Linked DNA regions of Homo sapiens: region 2 is linked to region 1. Evidence: chromatin contacts called from ENCODE Hi-C or POLR2A ChIA-PET data. All regions are on one chromosome and are shown on one strand. Each heading gives the region's core, a stretch centred on a gene start or an enhancer-like site at or near the end of the contact. The rest is flanking DNA. Distances are from core to core; before and after follow the strand shown. Region 1 has its middle 47 kb from the start of AXIN2. Region 2 has its middle 24 kb from the start of AXIN2.

What was found. A loop is a pair of places that touch in the nucleus more often than their neighbours do. ChIA-PET counts read pairs that join two places held with the same protein, here RNA polymerase II (POLR2A). Pooled maps may share reads with other maps.
Region 2: a loop to region 1 is called in a pooled map, with 4 times the contacts of the local background. The contact joins two enhancer-like sites. A Hi-C loop is called at or near these places in 4 of 50 pooled maps. POLR2A ChIA-PET finds 5 or more read pairs at or near these places in 5 of 52 experiments (T-cell, activated CD4-positive, alpha-beta T cell, activated CD4-positive, alpha-beta memory T cell and 2 more).

What each region holds. Positions count from the first base shown.
Region 1 is chr17:65,510,872-65,517,777 of GRCh38, forward strand. No RefSeq gene overlaps it. Among named protein-coding and RNA genes, the nearest start is that of AXIN2, 47 kb to the right of the region's middle. Within about 2 kb of position 3,887, at least 2 of the 41 ENCODE cell types and tissues checked have a DNase peak (open chromatin) inside an H3K27ac peak, as active enhancers do.
Region 2 is chr17:65,582,610-65,589,515 of GRCh38, forward strand. No RefSeq gene overlaps it. Among named protein-coding and RNA genes, the nearest start is that of AXIN2, 24 kb to the left of the region's middle. RefSeq lists an enhancer at 891-1,425. Within about 2 kb of position 2,507, at least 6 of the 41 ENCODE cell types and tissues checked have a DNase peak (open chromatin) inside an H3K27ac peak, as active enhancers do.

The sequences.
Region 1 (6,906 bases), core at 2,637-5,136:
TCTTACCTCACACCATAGACAAAAATTAACCCAACTTCAAGCATAGAGCTAAACTTTGTAAAATCTAATACCACAAAGAATTCTGGAGGAAAAATAGGCAAACATCTTTTTGATCTTGGCACAGGCAAAGATTTTTTAGAAAGGATACAGAAAGCACTATGGAAAAGAAGAAAAATGGGTGGATAAATCAGACTTCATCAAAATTAAAAATATCCACTCTTTGAAGACATCATTAAATAATTATAAAAGACAAAGACTGGTAAAAAATTGAAATACAAATATCTGACAAAAGACGTACCAAGATATACAAAGAACTCTTATACCTCAAAAATAAAATAAAGACCCAATTTTTAAAATAAGTAAAAGATGTGGTCAGACATTTCCCAAAAGAAGACATACTAACAACCAACAGCACACAAAAAGGTGATCAATGTCATTAGTCATCACAGAACTGCAATGAGATGCACTACACTACATAGACACTAGAATGTTTAAAATTAAAAAGATTTATCAAACCTTAGAGCAGATGTGGGACAACTGGGAATCTCATACATTTGCACATATTGTTAGTGGAAATATAAAATGATACAATCACTTTGGGAAACAGTTTGGCAGTTTCTTATAGACATATACTTACATACAAACCAATGATTTCACTTTTAAGAGAAGTGAAAACATATGGCCATCCAGACTTGTAAACAGATGCTTATTGGGCATTTACTGAGAATCTTCTTTTTTTTTTTTAAGACGGGCTCACTCTGTCCCCCAGGCTGGAATGCAATGGCACACTCTCCGCTCTGCTCACTGCAGCCTCAACTTCCCCAGGCCCGAGTTTTTCTCCCACCTCAGCCTCCCGAGTAGCTGGGACTACAGGCATGGACCACACCACATCTAGCTAACTTTTGTATTTTTTGTAGAGATGGGGCTTTGCCACGTTGCCCAGGCTGGTCTTGAACTCCTGAGCTCAACCAATCCACCCACTTCAACCTACCGAAGTGCTAGGACTACAGGTGTGAGCCACCACACCTGGCCCCACTGAACATCCCAATGGATGAATAAGTCTGAAGTAGTAGACTTACTCATAATATCCCCAAATTTGAAACAACCCAAATGTCCATCAACAGGTAAACATGTTATGTATGGTATAATCATGCAAGGGACTAATAACCAGCAATAAAAAGAAACAAACTATTTACGTATACAATAAATCCCAAAACTATGCTGAGCAAAAGAAGCCAGACATGAGGCTGGGGGCGGTGGCTCGCGCCTGTAATCCCAGCACTTTGGGAGGCCGAGGTGGGCAGATCATGAGGTCAGGAGCTTGAGACCAGCCTGGCCAACATGGTGAACCTCATTTCTACTAGAGATACAAAAAATTAGCCGGGCGTGGTGGCGTGAACCTGTAATCCCAGCTACTCAGGAGGCTGAGGCAGGAGAATCACTTGAACCCAGCAGGTGCAGGTTGCAGTGAGCTGAGATTGCGCCTTTGCACTCCAGCCTGGGCAACAGGGTGAGACTCCATCTCAAAAAAAAAAAAAAAAAAAGAAAAGAAAAGAAGAAGAAGAAGAAGCCAGACATGAGAGAGTAGGTGCTAAATGATCCATTCATAGGAAATTCTAGACTTCTTAACAGTGGATGATTTTGGCCTCCGAGGGACATTTGGAAATGTCTAGAAATATTTTTGGTTGTCACGAGTTGGGATAAGCTACTGACATCTGGTGAAAGGAGGCCAGGGATGCGCTAAACATCCTTTAATGTACATGACAGACCCCCACAGCAAAGAATTATCCAAATTATCCACTACTGACCCAAAATGTCAATAGTGCCAAGGCTGAGAAACCCTGGACAAAACTAATCTATAGTGACAGAAAAAAGGTTGGTGATTGCCACTGGCTGGGGGTGGGAAAGTGAGGGTTGATCGCAAAGGGGCATGTGAGTGGAGAAAATGTTTTAGGTCTTGGTTGTGGTAAAAGGGAAGCATTTCATTTTACACAAATTATACCTTGGAAAAATTGACTTTTAGAAAAATGACCCTGGCCGGGCATGGTGGCTCATGCCTGTAATCCCAGCACTTTGGAAGGCCGAGGCAGGTGGATCATCTGAGATCAGGAGTTCGAGATCACACTGACAAACACGGAGAAACCCTGTCTCTACCAAAAATATAACATTAGCTGGGCATGGTGGCGGGTGCCTGTAGTCCCAGCTACTCGGGAGGCTGAGACAGGAGAATGGTGTGAACCTGGGAGGCGGAGCTTGCAGTGAGCCGAGATTGTGCCACTGCACTCCAGCCTGGGTGACAGAGTGAGACTCTGTCTCAAAAAAAAAAAAAAAAAAAAGAAAAGAAAGAAAAATTACTCTGAATGCTACTTCAAAATACTTTTTTTTTTTTTTGTCATTCCCATCCATCAGTTAACTACCTTGTAAATTAGCCTGAGCAAACATCTCAGTAGTGAAGCTATTTTCTTTATTGGATGAGACCTTAGGTACAGAAATTGGGAAACCCCACACATCCCACAAAATTGAATCCATGTTTTCTAATAGGAATTTGAGGAGAGTGGAACCAACAGAGTAGCAAGAACAAAGAAACCTCCCTGTCAGCCAATAGTATTATAGTATCATATTATTACATACATACACATGTGTGTGTATGGAGACACACACAGCCATTTGCACATGTGCTATTTGCATGGTGCCTGGTACAAAGAAAGGATAAAACGAGTGTTAATAACCCGTGCCTCAATGACACATTCTTTATGCTTTTATTTCTACATCCATTGATGGTTTAATAAAGCCAAAAGGCCAGGCACAGTGGCTCACGCCTGTAAACCCAGCACCTTGGGAGGCCGAGGTGGGCAGATCACCTGAGATCAGGAGTTCAAAACCAGCCTGGCCAACATGGTGAAACCAGGTCTCCACTAAAAATACAAAATTAGCCAGGTGTGGTGGTGCGCACCTGTAATCCCAGCTACTCGGGAGGCTGAGGCAGGAGAATCGCTTGAACCTGGGAGGCAGAGGTTGCAGTGAACTGAGATCATGCCACTGCCCTCCATCCTGGGCAACAGAGTGAGACTCTGTCTCAAAAATAAATAAATAAATAAAGCCAAAAGACTATTTAGCCTTTTAGCTAGGATGCAGTCTTTTGGAATGAGGGTACTGTGAAGAGAAGGCAGCTTCTATCAGAATCCTCTCAGAAACTCACCAGTTTTGGAGTCCTTCTCAGTCGTGAGTTGGAATGAGCTCACACTGGCTTCTGAGAGCTGATCGTGGTCTTCTCTTCCAAACTCCCAGTTTAGTGACCTCAAGTTGGTAGTTGGAAATCGACCATGGTGGAAGTCTTTACACCATGGAAATTGGCAAATGTGACACATCAGGGCTTGTTCCCCTGGAGAGCCAGGCGTGAAGTGTTTGCCGGCACATCACTGCCTCTGACTCAGAGAGAAGTGAAATTCATATGGAAGAGAGAATGCACGTGGGTGTGAACATGAACGTTGTGGTTTGAAATTGGTGATTTTTTTCCTCTTATGTCATGAAGACAGTTGGAATTGCCCTGACGATCCATCTTCCCATGAAAAAAAGCCAAGGGGGTGTGGGTGGGGAGCCTGGATAGGTTCCATACAGTATTTTAATAAAAAATTGTAATGTAGCCTGGGGGCTTCTGGTTAAACAAAACAAAATATTTAGTTTAAAAACCTGTTCTTCACATAGAATAAAGGTGAATGAGAGTATAGAGTTGGGTGAGACCTTAGCCACGTTCTCAAAGGAAGGACAGAGAAGCCCTAATTCAGGGAGGGTTTGGCCACAGTCCCTGTGTGATGTGCTTCAGATATTCGTCATCCTGCAACAAGCTGGAGAAGACAGAGGCGTTTTGCTTAAGGGCCCCAGCGTGAGTGCCAGGCAGGGCTGAGGCATCCTGCCCAGCGCTTCTTGCCCCTTACTTCCTGGCTGCTTCTCCAAGCTGGCAAGGTCAGGGTGGATGGAGAGAAACATTTCCCAGAGGCCAGAGTTGCCCATGAGAAGTGGCTCTGCCCTGAACTGTCTCTCATTTTCTGGGGGCCAGACTGACCTGTGAGGCAAAGTTGACTTCTTCCTGATATGGGGAACAAGGAGCTCAACCAGATATCCAAGTGTGGCTCAGCTTTTGCTGACGCTTGGGAGAGAGCTGGGAGCCAGAGACAGTTCTGTGGCTTGAGGGTTCCTCTATGGATTTTATTTAAACCACCTTTTTTTTTTTTTTTTTTTGAGATGGAGTTTCACTCTGTCACCTGGACTGCAGTGCAGTGGTATGATCTCGGCTCACCGCAACCTCCACCTCCCAGGTTCAAGCAATTCTCCCACCTCAGCCTCCCAAGTAGCTGGGATTACAGGTGCACACCACCATGCTTGGCTAATTTTTGTATTTTTAGTAGAGATAGGGTTTCACCATGTTGGCCAGGCTGGTCTCGAACTCCTGACCGCAAGTGATCTGCTCACCTCGGCCTCCCAAAGTGCTGGGATTACAGGCGTGAGCCACTGCGCCCAGCTAAACCATCTGTCAAATGGGATTTTAGGAACAGTGTTGGGTCACTACAAGATACCAGCCCGTGTCCCTGGGCTTGGAAATGAGACCTGGAAAGTTGAAGGCCTTCTCTGAGCCCCATCTGAGGGCGTATGTAGGAGAGCCTAAGCTGCCTCCATTACCCCAGGCAAACAAGGAAGAGCAGAGAGAAGTGGAGAACCCCACAGCCAGGAGACCCTCTGAGCAAGCCAGAGCTGGGCCCAGAATCCAGCCCACAGCCTTTGCCTCTAAAGAACCTGGAGGTGGAAGCATCACCAGCGCAGTCCCCAGCCTCCCAGCACAACAGCCAACAGCGGGGCAGGGCAACCTGCTCTCCTGGGTGGGGCTCGGGGAGGAGACCTCTCTCTGCGGCCTCCTCCCTCTGATAGTGGGACTTTTAAAACTTGATCAAAAAAATAATAATAAATTAAAAAAGAAAAGAAAAGACAGCAAACAAGCACAAAAGAGCAGGCGGGGAAAACCCTAGGTAGGAATCAATGAAGCCTTTCAACCTTCTTCCCTGCAAAAGTCTGCATTTCTCTTGTCTTTGGGAACCCGCTGAATGGCTGGGAAACTGTTTTTAATAAACAAGAGTTCAAACGCTGAGTCTCCATAGCCAACAGTCACGCCTTAAACTCTAAACTTTACATGAAAACTCTCCCAGTCCCTTTGAACTCTCCTTCCCTCTCCGACGGAGCATTCCAGTGTTTATGCATTTTTCGAGATTGCTGGCAGGATTGCGAGGCGCTTTGAATACTTTCCCTCTCTTTAGCAATCTCCTGCCTTCAGAACCCATTAATGCCCCACTCAGCAACATCAAGGTAATGCTTTGAAGTCCCTTCTGGCTACAGGCCTCTCACACTCTTTGGTTACTGTGCAATCAAATAATTAAATGGATTCTCAGGGAAAAAAAAAATCATTCTTTTCCTTGGTAATTAAATACTCCAGGTTGGACAGGAGCGCTGTGTTGCCAAGGGAGTGAGAATCTATAAAGACTCCAAGCCCAGAAGTCTATGCTGATGGCCCCCAGGGGAGAAAAATAATAACAAGCAAGTCAGCTCAATCCTCACTGCCCTTCTTGGCTGGCAGCAACCCTGGCCCACCCCGGGCTCTCCTGTCTCAGGGCCTCCCTTCCTAGGGCTGGGGATGGGGGCGGCGGGGGCATCTTCTTTTGGCCAAAATAAGCTTGTCAGAGACTGTGGCTGCCGGAGGTCAGGGAGCAGGTTCTACTCCCCTCCCAGGGGGATTATGCCCCTAAGGAGGCAGAAGCGGGGCAGGAAGACAGGGCAGAGGGTGGAGGAAGGGAGGGTAAAAGGAGCAGGGGGGAGACGAAAGAAGGGGAAAGAAGAATGAGGAAGAGAGATGCGGAAGGCAGAGAATGGGTGAAGGGGGGGCAGGGAAAGGGGAGAGAAAGAAAGGAAGGAGCAGGGAGAGGGGTGAGGGAGAGGTGTGGGAGGAGGGAGAAAATGGGGGAGGAGGGGGAGTGAAAAACTGTTAAGGTGGCAGCTGTGGCTATTGGTTTCTTTCCTCTCTGTCTTCCACGCCTCCACCAGGGTCTGCTTCTCCCAGAACAGATCTGACTCCCACCCTTCGTCTGGGTAAAGCCCCAACCTGGAAAAGTCCAGGGCAGCCCCTCACCACCTGCTTTGCCCTTATAGCCTCAACTCTCACTTCTTTCCCACCTTCTTGCCCTTGCCCAAACTGCTCTCTCTCCCTGAATTACCCTTCCACTGTCCTCCTGACCACCCCCAGGACCCCCGAAGTCTCAGCTCAGCAGTGACCTTCCTCTGGATGTTCAGACAAGTTTTATTCAAGCAACTTTTTTTTTTTTCCCCAAGATGGAGTCTCGCTCTGTTGCTGGAGTGCGGTGGCTCAATCTCAGCTCACTACAACCTCCGCCTCCCAGGTCAAGAGATTCTCCTTCCTCAGGCTGGGGTTACAGACACCCACCACCACACTCGGCTAATTTTTGGTATTTTTAGTAGAAACGAGGTTTCACCATGTTGGCCAGGCTGGTCTCCAACTCCTGACCTCAGGTGATCCACCAGCCTTAGCCTCCCAAAGTGCTGCGATTACAGGTGTGAACCAGTGAGCCCGCCAACTTTTTTTTTTTGAGATGAGGTCTCACTAGACTCCTAGACTCCTTGCTAGACTCCTAGACTCCTAGAGACTAGACTCACTAACTCCTAGATTCAAACAATCCACCCACCTCAGCCTCCCAAAGTATTGGGATTACAGGCATGAGCCACCATGCCAGGCTATTCAAGCAACTTCTCCAATGAATCATGATCTCTCAATCAGGTGCTCCTCTGGGTTGGGGACCACATTTTCATGGCCTGTTTCCCCACCCCTACCACCCCCTCCACACCCAG
Region 2 (6,906 bases), core at 1,257-3,756, 70 kb after region 1:
CTGCCGCCTGGGCTAGAGTGCAATGGTGCAATCTCAGCTCACTGCAACCTCCACCTCCTGGGTTCAAGCGATTCTCCTGCTTCAGCCTCCCGAGTAGCTGGGATTACAGGTGCCTGCCACCACACCTGGCTAATTTTTTGTATTTTTGAGTAGAGATGGGGTTTCACTATGTAGGCCAGGCTGGTCTCGAACTCCTGACCTCGTGATCCACCTGCTTCAGCCTCCCAAAGTGCTGGGATTACAGGCGTGAGCCACCGAGCCCGGCCATCTTCTTAAAGTCTAGCTTAGCGCACCCACCAAGCCTAGTGCACCCACCACCATCTCCCTCCAGGCAGACAGGTTTGATGCATCCCAAAGAAAACTGGCTTTGGTGACCTCAAGTCTGGGCCCATATCCCAACTTCAGCATTTAAAAGCTGTGTAAGGCAGTGGCTCACCTGTAATCCCAGCACTTTGGGAGGCCGAGGCAGGAGGATTGCTTGAGCCCAAGAGTTCGAGACCAGCCTGGGCAACATAGCCCCATCTCTACAAAAAAAATTAAAAATTAGCCAGGCATGAAAGCTTGCACCTGTGGTCCCAGCTACTTGAGAGGCTGAGGCTGGAGGATCGCTTGAGCCTGGGAAGTCAAGGCTGTAGTGAGTTGTGATAGCGCCACTGTACTCCAGCCTGAGCGACAGTATGAGACCCTGTCTCAAACAAAACAAACCCAACTCTGTGAGCTTGAGCAAATTTCTTTTTTCTGATTTTTTTTTTTTTTTTTTTTTGAGACGGAGTCTCGCTCTATCACCCAGGCTGGAGTGCAATGGCATGATCTTGGCTCACTGCAACCTCTGCCTCCCGGGTTCAAATGATTCTCCTGTCTCAGCCTCCTGAGTAGCTGGGATTACAGGTGTCTGACACCACAACTTGCTAATTTTTGTGTGTTTTTAGTAGAGATGGGGTTTCACCAGGTTGGCCAGGATGGTTTCGAACTCCTGACCTCAGGTGATCCTCTTGCCTCAGCCTCCCAGCTGTAATCCTCAGCTGGGATTACAGGTGTGAGCTACCACACCTGGCCTAGCTTGAGCAAATTTCTCACCCTTCCTGGGCTTCACTTTTCCCAGTTGCAAAATGGGAATAAGCCGTTCTGTTACGGGAAGGATAAAAGGAGAAATGGACATAAAGGTCCATGCATACCGCAAGTGACTTTCTTCATCTTAGGGAGTCAGACTGTGGCTGCCTTCCCCTCCCGCTCCCCTCTGGCTTCCTCCTGGGAATATGTCCCTCCCAGGAGGCTGGTGGGGGCTGGGCAGTCACCCCAGGCTAGGGGGGCATCCACCTTGCAAACCCTTCCATAGCAGACTGACTGCTTGCTTTGCAGACTGTCAACGGGCAGCGCAGTCCGGGCCCAGGGAAGGGCTAGTGGCAGCTGCAGCTCTGCGACCAGGCTTGGAAACACGTGTCAAACCCTATTCCAACCAGATGAGGCTGGCCTGCTTCCAATGGCCGCTTTCCATCCAAGGTCTGGCCAAGGGGAGCTTTGCCCAGATCCCCTCCACAGGCAGCCCAGGCAGCAAGTCCTATTTGTTCCCCTGAGTCCTCGGGTCCAGACTGACAAGCTCACCTCTCTATTCCGGAGGCTCTGTTCAGAAGGTCCAAGCCATGAGTCATGCAGCCCTGCACTGCTGGGGAAGGTGGGAAGGGTAGGTGCAGGCTCCAGGGCACACAGCAACTGGAAGAAGCCATCTGCCCATCCTGTAGGTATGGTCCTCTCCCTGACAAGGCTGGTCCTCTCCCTGACAGGCAGGGGAAGGAGCTGGGTAAAAGAAGAGGACGAAGAGATGCTCTCCAACCACCACAACATGGGGCAAACATAGGCCTCCTCCAGCGAAGGGAAATATCCCATATGCAGCAGATGGGCCTGAGGCAGGTGGCCAGAGAGCCAGTGACTTCTCTTTTTGCTGCTTAGAAATGGTGGCTGAAAAAAACACACATGCCACCACCACCCAAAAAAACTAGAGAATGCAGCATACCAGCAAAGAGTCACAGAAGGAAAGGAAATCCAAATGTTTTGAGTTTAGCTATTAAGCATAGTTTCCAGCGAGTGTACTCATGTCTTGAAATGAAACAGATGAAAGCAACATGTGTCAATGGTTGTAGGAAGGCAATAATGTCATCAACAGGAAATAAAGAAATTGAACACTGAAGCCTCAGCCCAGAACTTAACTCTTCTCTTGCCCAGGTCCCCAAGGCTTTCTGCATGAAGACTGAGGACACTTCCTGCAAGACTAGGTCACTGCCTCTCTCCACCTGCCTGGAAGGTCCTTGAGGCACCCCCTGCAAGGATCACGAGCACCTGAGAAGGACTTGCTTTGTTTCTTAAGGGATGTGGCCTTGGAAGAAAGGGAACCCCAAGGGACCCTGGCCCAGCTGAAGAGGAAGCTGCACAGCCTCTCTCTCCATGAAGAGGCTACAAAGCCTTGGCTGTGGGATCACAGTTCCTGGCAGGGACAGTGCTGGCTGCTGGAAGAGCCAGCAAAGCCAAGGCCAACGTGCTGGCACTAAAAGGGCTGGTGGCGCCACCAGGAAGTCCCGCAGGCCCCAGGAGGCTCTGATTGCTGCTCAGGGCCCAGAAGCTAGGAGATCCCTTCTTAGCCAACCCCCCAACCCGAGGCAGAATGCAGAGCGCATACACGGGCCCCTCTGGCCGATCCAAGAGAACCTCAGGAAGAGCAGGGACTTTGGGCCTTGGAAGGTGAGGCTAACGTTCACATGCCTTGAGAGTGGCCGGGATGACTCTTGCAGGCCAGTCTCGCTGGTTGCTTTTATCTCTGATGAATCCACCCTATTTGGCTTTGGGGGTGCCTGACTCACTGTTGACATTGTATGTCACTTGCAAACAATTCATAAAACTTAAATATCAAACAGATCACACTGGATCAAATAGATCAAACAGATCAAGTGGGATCTTGGAGTGAGAGCATTCATGAGTTCAGTTTCAGACCTGGCCTTAGAGCTTTTAGGTCCAGGGGTGCTAGACAGCACCATGGGCTGCACCTGTTCTCTGCATCAGAGTCCTGGGGGAGGTCTACACAAAGCCGGATTCCAGAGCTTTTCTCTGGAGACTCAGGAGGTCAGGCTGAGGGGTCAGCAGCTTAGCCCAGTGATTTTTAGACCACCCTGGATCAAGATAGCCTAAAACAATGGATGTAATTGTCATTACATACAGGTAAAATTAATGGACAGAAATGCCTCAATTCTTTCTCCCATAATTAAGAAAAACCAACCCTAAAAAATATTTGGTAGGTCTTGACACTGAATTCTAGAACAGGATCTTTGGTATTTGCCCAGAAATGTACATTTGGGTTTACTGTACCCATGTGCATTAGTCAGCTTGGGCTGCCATAGCAAAACACCATACACTGGGTGGTTAAATCACAGATATTTACTTCTCACAGTTCTGGAGGCTGGAAGTCCAAGATGAAGATGCTGACGTCTTTGGTTCCTGGTGAGGGCTCTCTTTCTGGCTTGCAGAGGGCTGCCTTCTGGCTATGTCCTGCTATGGCTGAGAGACAGAGAGAGAGCAAGCTCTCTGGCATCTCTTTTTTTTTTTTTTTTTTTAGATGCAGTCTCACTCTTATTGCCCAGGCTGGAGTGCAGTGGCACGATCTCAGCTCACTGTAGCCTCTGCCTCCTGGGTTCCAGCGATTGCCCTGCCTCAGCCTCCCCAGTAGCTGAGATTACAGGCACACGCCACCACGCCCGGCTAATTTTTGTATTGTATTTTTAGTAGAGATGGGGTTTCACCATGTTGGCCAGGCTGGTGTCAAACTCCTGACCTCAGGTGATCAGCCTGCCTCAGCCTCCCTAAGTGCTGGGATTACAGACGTGAGCCACTGTGCCTGGCCTTTGTGTCTCCTCTTATAGGGGCACTAATCCCACCATGAGGGCCCCATCCTCATGACCTCATCTGAACCTAATCACCTCCCAAAGGCCCCATCTCTGAATATTGGGGGTCAGGGCATCAACATGGGAATTTTGGGGAGACAGATTGGGTCCATAGCACCATGTTTCATGGAGCTCCTCTGGGAGCATCACCAGGTTGTTCTGACCCACATGTCAGGTGCCTGCCAGGTGGGCACTGGCTTAGACTCGGGGGCAGTGTCAGCAATGGTCAGACCCGGACTTTTGCTCTTCAGGAGCTCTCATTGTGTGAGAGATCAACATAGAAACAGGGTAACGACCAAGGTGGAGATGTACCCAGGGTGCTAGGGGAGCAAAAGGGGGCACTGAGTCTACTTTACAGGAGATGACAAGGGGTAAAATCAGCTCAAGGAAACTGAGAAGGGCAAACCTGGAAGATGGAACAGCATGAGCACAGGCTCTGAAGCTCGACGCAGCCTTGGGAGAGGGGATGGCTCCCTGTGGAGCCGGACAGTACGTAACCCACAGGGGGCTGTCTGGAGTGGAAGTTGTTGTGGCCAGATCAAGGAGAAACCCAGGGCTCTGCTAGGAGTATGGCCTTGACTTCGCAGATAAATTGTCTTAAACTGGGTAGTGGAGGAGCTACGTAACCTGAGCTGGGTTTTAGAAAGCTCCCTGTTGTGGGCGTGTTGGGGCTGGATGTAATGAGAGGTAGGATTCAGGCAGCAGGGACCCCATGGGAGTCCATTACACGAATGTAAGCGATCATATTTGTTTAGATATTCACATTTTATTTCAGCAACTGTCTTAGATAGGGCTCCCCAGAAACTGACTCTGTGAGGGGAATGCATGTGAATTACTAGGAAAACTGTAAGGAAAATCCTGCAGGGGAGCGAGGGAATGGAAGGGAAGGAAGCCAAGCAAGGCTGTGACACCGAGCAGTGTCCACAGAGGGGGGACTTTGGTTCCACCCATGGGGAAATCTGGAGACAGCGTAGCCCACTGCTCACCACTGTTCTGGCTTGGGGACAAGGGAGCTGGAGGATTTATACCCCAGCATCTGTCCACCACTAGTTAAGGGCTGGGAGGAGATTAAAGGTATGCAGACACTTGCTGCTCTCCCAGTTGCCAGCAAAACACATTCTAGAAGCTTCCACCAGAGAGGCAGCAGGAAACGCTGCGAGTGAAGCAGGAAGAAGCTGGTCTCCAGGGTGGGGTGGGGGTGGGGAGAGAGGGGGTTGGAGAGCAGAGCACTGAGGGCATCTGGTGCCATGTGAGGCTGCCCAGGGACTTCCAGTGCATCTCATGACTAGCCAGGGCCAGCCAGGAATTCCTGCTTGGGAAGTACTTAGTATGGTTCAAATCTAGAATGTCGAGGAAAGCCCAAAACAGGACAGCCGCATCAGCTCCTTTTCCGGGATTATGGGGACTTTATAACTCGAAAAAATTTTTTCCAGCTGGGAGTGGACAAGGGATTTGGCAAGCAAGGAATGACCCCATACTGACCTCACCAGCTAACCGAGAACCACATCAGTGGCTACAATAGGGCTTTGCTGCAAGAATCGGGGCCCATCCAAGGGCTGCCACTGACTGGTTAACTAATGTGGGGAAGGCCAAGTTCCCATCCATCGGTTACTCAGTGCTCTTTATCTCCACAATCACAACGACTCTACCTGCCCTACTCATCTCTAAGATGGTTATAAAGATAAAAATGGGATTCCAGCTTGGGCAAGTTTTCCAAGAATGTTCAAGGCTTGTTGTAAGTCCATAGTATATGCCACTTCTGAAATGCTGAGTAATGTCAGACAAGGGCCAGCAGGGAGAAAAGTGACATTTACTGAATGTCCCCTACAGGTTGGCGGCTGCCTTTGCAAGCTTCATGCAGGTGATGAGAAGGTGCATAGGGAGAACTTTGACCTTCAAGGCTGGATACTGACAGAAACCTTGGTCTGTCCCTGTGGCTGCAGCTATCACTAAGGCATGTGGTCTCCACCCAAAATGCAATTAATCACTGAGCACGGGCGTTACCTCTTCAGACTTGTGAATAAACAGAGATCAAAGACAGCCAGTCAATGAGACTCTGATAGGCCTTTAACCAGGCCCGGTGCCAGCTCGCTGGCCGCCCGCACTCCTGATCCAGCCAGACACACTCAGCCACCCATATGTCAACTGCCTGTCCTGCCCCCCACCCTCCAGGGCCAGGCCAGCCTTCCACAGTGTCCCAGAACCATTGAGCTTCCAGGTTAACCTCTTCCCTGTTATAATGACGCACGGAAGTCACCTTTCTCTTGGAAAACCAGGACTGTGGATGACATGGCTGGGACACCATCCCTTTCCCCCTTCCCCTTGACAGCCCACTGGGTCCTGTCACTGATAGACCCAAAAGCAGAGCATCTCCCTCTGAAACATTCAAATCTGTACCCTAGGCCCATTTACAAAGCTGACTTGTCTGGAGCCTCAAGACTGCAAGAAAACAACGAGACTCTGACTGTAACATCTGAACTGTCAGGGAACGCCTGTATAACCTCTGTCGGCCTCTCTGCCAGGCAGGGTTTATGCCCCACCTCACTGTGGGAACCCTGGTGCCCCAGATGTGGGGATGAGAGTGAGGGGGACGGGGAGTCTGTGCCATGCTCCAGGATGGCCAGGCTCTCCTGGCCACCCCCAGTGTCTACCTCAAAGTCCCCACCCCATTGCACAGCACGGGAACCTGTGCCCACAGCTCTACAGTGTGAGCTCTTTAAGGGCAAGGAAAAGATTCATTCACCTTTGCATTTCCAGAACTTCACCCAAAGCAGGGGCCCAGCACAGGTAGGTGTCTTTCATGCGGGACCCACCACACACCACCGGGAATACTGAGGATCTGAGAGCCTGTGGGACTTGCCCAAGCTAAGCTGGTCAGTGAACGGCAGGGTCTGGACTTGAACACAAGTCTGTCTGACTTCAAAGTCTGGGCTTGTTCCAATACATTACACATATGTCTGAGCTAAGACATCTGGGTTTA